Linked DNA regions of Homo sapiens: region 1 is linked to region 2. The links are chromatin loops, found by intact Hi-C in ENCODE. Cell type or tissue: Panc1. All regions are shown on one strand. Links, peaks and the distances in the headings refer to the core of each region. The heading gives the core; the rest is flanking DNA. Region 1 overlaps TM4SF1 (transmembrane 4 L six family member 1). Region 2 has its middle 9.5 kb from the start of HPS3.

Region 1 (2,921 bases), core at 245-2,744, 250 kb before region 2:
ACAGAGCCACAATCTTCCTCTATTTCATTGTAATTTATATATTTCACTTGTATTCATTTGTAAAACTTTGTATTAGTGTAACATACTCCCCACAGTCTACTTTTACAAACGCCTGTAAAGACTGGCATCTTCACAGGATGTCAGTGTTTAAATTTAGTAAACTTCTTTTTTGTTTGTTTATTTGTTTTTGTTTTTTTTTAAGGAATGAGGAAACAAACCACCCTCTGGGGGTAATTTACAGACTGAGTGACAGTACTCAGTATATCTGAGATAAACTCTATAATGTTTTGGATAAAAATAACATTCCAATCACTATTGTATATATGTGCATGTATTTTTTAAATTAAAGATGTCTAGTTGCTTTTTATAAGACCAAGAAGGAGAAAATCCGACAACCTGGAAAGATTTTTGTTTTCACTGCTTGTATGATGTTTCCCATTCATACACCTATAAATCTCTAACAAGAGGCCCTTTGAACTGCCTTGTGTTCTGTGAGAAACAAATATTTACTTAGAGTGGAAGGACTGATTGAGAATGTTCCAATCCAAATGAATGCATCACAACTTACAATGCTGCTCATTGTTGTGAGTACTATGAGATTCAAATTTTTCTAACATATGGAAAGCCTTTTGTCCTCCAAAGATGAGTACTAGGGATCATGTGTTTAAAAAAAGAAAGGCTACGATGACTGGGCAAGAAGAAAGATGGGAAACTGAATAAAGCAGTTGATCAGCATCATTGGAACATGGGGACGAGTGACGGCAGGAGGACCACGAGGAAATACCCTCAAAACTAACTTGTTTACAACAAAATAAAGTATTCACTACCATGTTGTTGTTGTTTAGTTTCATTATCCTTAAAAGTTCTCTTTTTTCTCCCCCCCCCCCTTTTTTTTTTCCAGTTTGCAAGTTATGTGGCCCCTATTGCTAACGGCTTCCTGTCTTTTTGTTTCTTTATCCTACTCTCTCATCCTCTTTCTCCTCTTCTTTCTCTGCTGTCTGTAAATTGCCATTGCTGTACCTGTGGGATCATCACCCCAGTTAGGCACTGGTCCTTTCTACCAGGTGCTGCAAGTATCAGCCTCCCTGGAAGGGTAACAGGCATTTTTCTCCTTACTGTACAGGGTTAGGCTCTTTCAAGTGACAGGATTCCTGGACTTATTGGGAATTTTCTATAGAAATGTTCCGTTTTTGGTGTTCATTGGTCTGGACAACAGATAAGCAAATTTATAAAGAAGCATAACCAGCTATTAGACAGCAGAGCTCCTCCTATGGGCAAGCTGCCCTGCAGTGGGCGGCTCCTGACTGAAGGTTTCAGCCTATTCTGTACCATAGTCCCTCTGGCAGGCTGGTGAAACCTACAGACACCTTCGAAGAATAATGTTCATAAATTCATAAAATGCATAGAATTATGAAGAAAACCAATACACTAGAATATTTTATGAAAATGTTTTTTTAAACATATAGTGTAGTTGTCTTGACAGCCAGCTCTGTCACGTCAACACCTGTGGATAGCAATAACGTGTGTCCTAACAGCCTTCTAAGGAGTCGGTCTAAGAACTATCCTACTTTTTTTTTTTTCACTGAGCAGAGTTAGCCAATATGCTAAGCACATTTATTATTTATTTATTTTTATTTTTATTATTTTTTATTTTCTTTAAGTTCTGGGACGGAACGTGCAGGTTTGTTACATAGGTATACACGTGCCATGGAGGTTTGCTGCACCCATCAACCCATCATCAACCACATGCATTAGGTATTTGCCCTCCCTCCCCTTGCCCCCCAGCCCCCTAACTGTCATACTTTTGAAATACAATTTCAATTAAAATGATATTTCGAGATACCTGCAGCAAATTTAATGTGATATGAAAACATATGCAAATTTTTATTGTAGATCAAAGTATGATCAGTATTACTGATGCTACTTTGGTTTGTTGCATAGTCATAATTAAAGGAAATATTAAATTTTTGTTATAAGTTAGTAAAAAATGACACTTTTTTCCCATCTAAGTTTAACACCCCACTCCCCCAGTTATTTATCCATGGGGTCTTTTGGGAATTCTTGGACACCAGATTAAAAACCCCTGCAATACAGGATCCAAGATAAAAGGCATAATAATCAGTCATAAGCATCATTTTTTCCTAAATCTATCCTCAAAGGACATAGCAATAATAATTATCAACCATTATCATAATAACAGCAACAATTTCTTGAGTCCCTTCAGTATGTCACTTATTGTAATTAGTTTTACACATACTATTCCACTGAAATCTCTCAGCAGCCCTAGAAGGTATTACTTCTCTCTATTTTATAGACTCAAAGCTCAGTGAGGTTAAGTAATCTGTCCAAGGCCACATCTTTAGCAAATGAAAAACACTGTAGCAAAAAAAAAAACAACACTGATTTAACTCCAAGTTGGTGTAACATGAACACGGTGTTTTCCCTGCTCCTCTCCTCTGCCTCATCTACCTGCTCTGCCACCAGGGCCCAGGGGCTAGAGTCTTCCTCCTATCCTACACTGGCACTCAGATACTCCACCCACCTAATGGGGACTTTGACAGGCCCCTGAGAGCCTTAGTCATCCCTATCCTAGAGCCTAAGTTTGAGTGACTCAACATTTCCCCTTGTTTGTGAATCTTTTAATAGTAGACATTGTCATCACCTGAAGGAAATAGCTTACACAAATTACCTTACACCCTCCTTAAGTTCTGTTTATAGCCTACGCTCCTGGTTTGTAATATTCTAGGCCTTTCAATTTGGCTGGAAACTCCCTCAGGGGTTGTACTAAAACAGCTCATTCTTACCTGACAACATTAAAACAATAAAAATTACTGTAGAATCTGAATCACTTGAATAGTACACGTGGCCTCTGAGTGTCAATTTACCATAGTGACCAAATTTACAAATACATTCCTACATAA
Region 2 (2,921 bases), core at 162-2,661:
AGTTTATTACAACATTAAACATATACCATACACCTACCACATGATCCAACCATTCCATCTCCTAGGTATTTACCCAAGAGAAGTAAAAACATTTGTCTTTAAGAAGACTTGTGAACACATATTCATAGGAGCTTTATGTGTAATAGTCAAAAACCAGAAACAACCCAAATGTTCATCAACAGATGAATGGATAAACAAATTGTGTTTTATCCCTACGATGAAATACTACTCAGCAATAAAAAGGAATGAACTATTGATATACACAACAACATAAATGGATCCCAAAATAATTATGCTGAGTGAAAGAAGCCAGACAAAAAAATAGTTCATCCCATATAATTCCATTTATATGAAATTCTAGAAAATATAAACTAATCTATAGTAACAGAAAGCAGTAGTCTGCCTGGGTCCGAATGGGGGACAGAGGTGTGAGAGAGGGGGAGAGATTACAAAAGAGCACAAATAAACTTTTGGGAGTGATGGATATGTTCAGTATCTTGATTTTGGTGATGGGTTTATAGGTATATGCATATGTTGAACATTACATGCATATACCTATAAGGATAAATTTATATACTTAAAATATGTAGAATTTTTTTAAAAGACCACAAGACACATGACTAAGAAAATTATTCCAAATTATACTGCTACTTAAAGGTAAAGCTCACTATATGTACCTAACTACATAGTAGATACTTAATAAATATTTGTTCAAGAATTTAAAATATGAGAGAGCGGGAGAAAGAGATAGTGCCACTTGCCTACTCAGAACATCCCAGTGGCTTCCCATGATACTGAGATTAAAGGTAAAATTTCTTAGGTTGACCTGTGAGGCCCTGTGTTATCTGGCCTGTGTCTCTCTCCAACCTCCAACCAAGCTTTCCTACCACTATCTTTCATTGCATCCTTGACACAGAACCCCTCTTAGAATTTCTAGACACAGAAGTCAGTATTTTTTAAAGATTCCAATTTGCAACAAAGTTTAGGAACCGCTGAGTTTATAGACCCCTTTTTTCTGTGCTTAGAGCACTGACTATATCGAAGCCCTTACTCTAAGGTGCTGTTTCACTTTTCTAACTAATGTGTATAAAAATATGTAAGTATGTCCTCAAGTTCTAAACAGACTAAATAGCTCTTCAGACGAATACTGTTAGTCAATAGCGACATCTGGAGGTCTGATGAGAACCTAAACAAATAATCTAATTTTCTTGGTGTAGGACCACTCTTAACACAGGAAAAAGGTGCCAATGACCACTCCCCTCCCCAAAACACCCCTCCCCTACATACACATATCATACAGAAGGCGAAACGGAGACCCAGAGAGTAATTGATAGCTGTGGAACTGGAACCTGACTGGTCCACCTACCTCCACTTCCTCTCAAGGGCATCCTCCCCCAGAGTGGCCTCATCTTCACATCTTCCCATTATAAGGAACACCACCATTCACTAATAGCTTCCAGGGGTTTTTTTCTAGCTCCCAAGCATGACCCTGGTTGATGCCTGCAACTGCCAAACACAGCTGCATGACTAACCTTAGCCAGAGTATCTGGATAGTAATGGTGGTTCCTCTCCTATATACCCTAGGATTTTGATTTCCCCCCTGGTAGAAGGAAAAAGTTGCACTGTTGGGTAGGAAAATCTGATGGATGGGGACAAAATATAGGCTGATTTTTCTGGTTAAGGATAATGGTTCCCATTTAACAAATTAGAGGACTAAGGCCCAATGAAGGTAATTGCCAAGACCACTTATCTCCACACGTTCTTTCTCTCTGTCCTGAATCCAAGGGCCTTCATACCAAGTGGGGAAACTGAGACCCAAGTACAGAACTATGCTTTCCAGGTAGGCTTCTGAAAGCCCCTGGCTGACTTGTAGCACTAACACTAATGGGACACCAGAGGTGTGACATTCTCTATATGAAGTAACAACGGATGATGCCAGAGTCCAAAGGAAAAGTAGTCTGAAAGAAGCTAGGATATCAGAGTTGGAGGGCAGAGGCTGAAGATTCAGGCTGGTGGGAAGGGATCTTTGAACCTAGACTGGGAGAAATAGTTCCTGAAGCAGGAACTGAGTGGAATTTGAGGACTGAAGATCCAGGAGCAAGAGAAAAGGGAAGGCTGGGGCCCTATATAGGTGTCCTCCCTAGAGACAGAGAACAGCCAGTGGCTGCACTGCTCCTACCTTATTTTGTGTAGCAGGTGCCTAAGGTGTGGCTCCCAGGGCACTGGGACCCCTAAAGAACAAGAAACGTTTCAAGCCAGTGTGAGCAGGCAAAGACTTGGGGGATAGATAGGGTCTCCTATCCCTTTCTATTCACCTGCCTCTGCTTGACACAGGAGAATCCAGCAGCTGCAGTGGAGAGTCCTACCTTTTCCACTCCATCCAAAGTCTCAATTTTTGGAACTTTATTGACACCATGAGGTGCCAAACTGTCAAGTCTAAGAGAGGCTTCGCAGACACCTTCGCCAGGAGAAAGCCGGCGGGGGCTGCCTTGGTTCCCTCGGCAAAGGGAAAGATATGGATTAATTCTGGCCTCTGTAGTCTGGATGAAAGAAAAGCTTTGAAACCCAGAGCAAAGCCCTGTGGAGCTTTCAGGGAAGTGTAGTCCCGAATGAAGAGGGTGCATTTTGGAAGCTCCCTGGAAATAGTAGTGTTTGTGCTCCGGATGCGCATGACCTGCTCGGCATCTGCACTGTGCTCAAGGCTGGGGCCTGATCTTGTGCCACGTGGGCACATGTGGCCATCCCCCAAGGCTGGCCTGGTGCCACCAGGGGTGGGGTGGGTGCGACTGTTACCCTTCCGTTTGCCTCTCTGTCGGGAGTCGTTAAGGCTTTACTGTGGCATGGGACTTAGTATATCCAGAGCTCACAATCTGGAAAGGGCTAACAAGCAAACCAACAACACATCATGTTACAATTGCTGC

What was found. Peaks named below come from ENCODE experiments on the same cell type or tissue, not always from the same donor. Only the 100,000 strongest peaks of a DNase experiment are listed, where the experiment ranks them.
Region 1: a loop joins it to region 2, with 7 times the contacts of the local background. A loop is called at or near these places in 6 of 110 quality-filtered maps.

The regions. Positions count from the first base shown.
Region 1 is chr3:149,366,930-149,369,850 of GRCh38, reverse strand. It overlaps TM4SF1 (transmembrane 4 L six family member 1), which reads left to right. Exons shown (of 5, transcript NM_014220.3): 5 at 1-829. Among named protein-coding and RNA genes, the nearest start is that of TM4SF1, 9.3 kb to the left of the region's middle. In Panc1, for the core only: CTCF peaks have their summits at 1,068 and 1,267; DNase peaks (open chromatin) are centred at 1,586, 1,794 and 2,590; H3K4me3 peaks cover 402 bases; H3K27ac peaks cover 2,358 bases.
Region 2 is chr3:149,118,718-149,121,638 of GRCh38, reverse strand. No RefSeq gene overlaps it. Among named protein-coding and RNA genes, the nearest start is that of HPS3, 9.5 kb to the left of the region's middle. In Panc1, for the core only: CTCF peaks have their summits at 963 and 1,170 (motif pointing left); a DNase peak (open chromatin) is centred at 1,118; H3K27ac peaks cover 2,411 bases.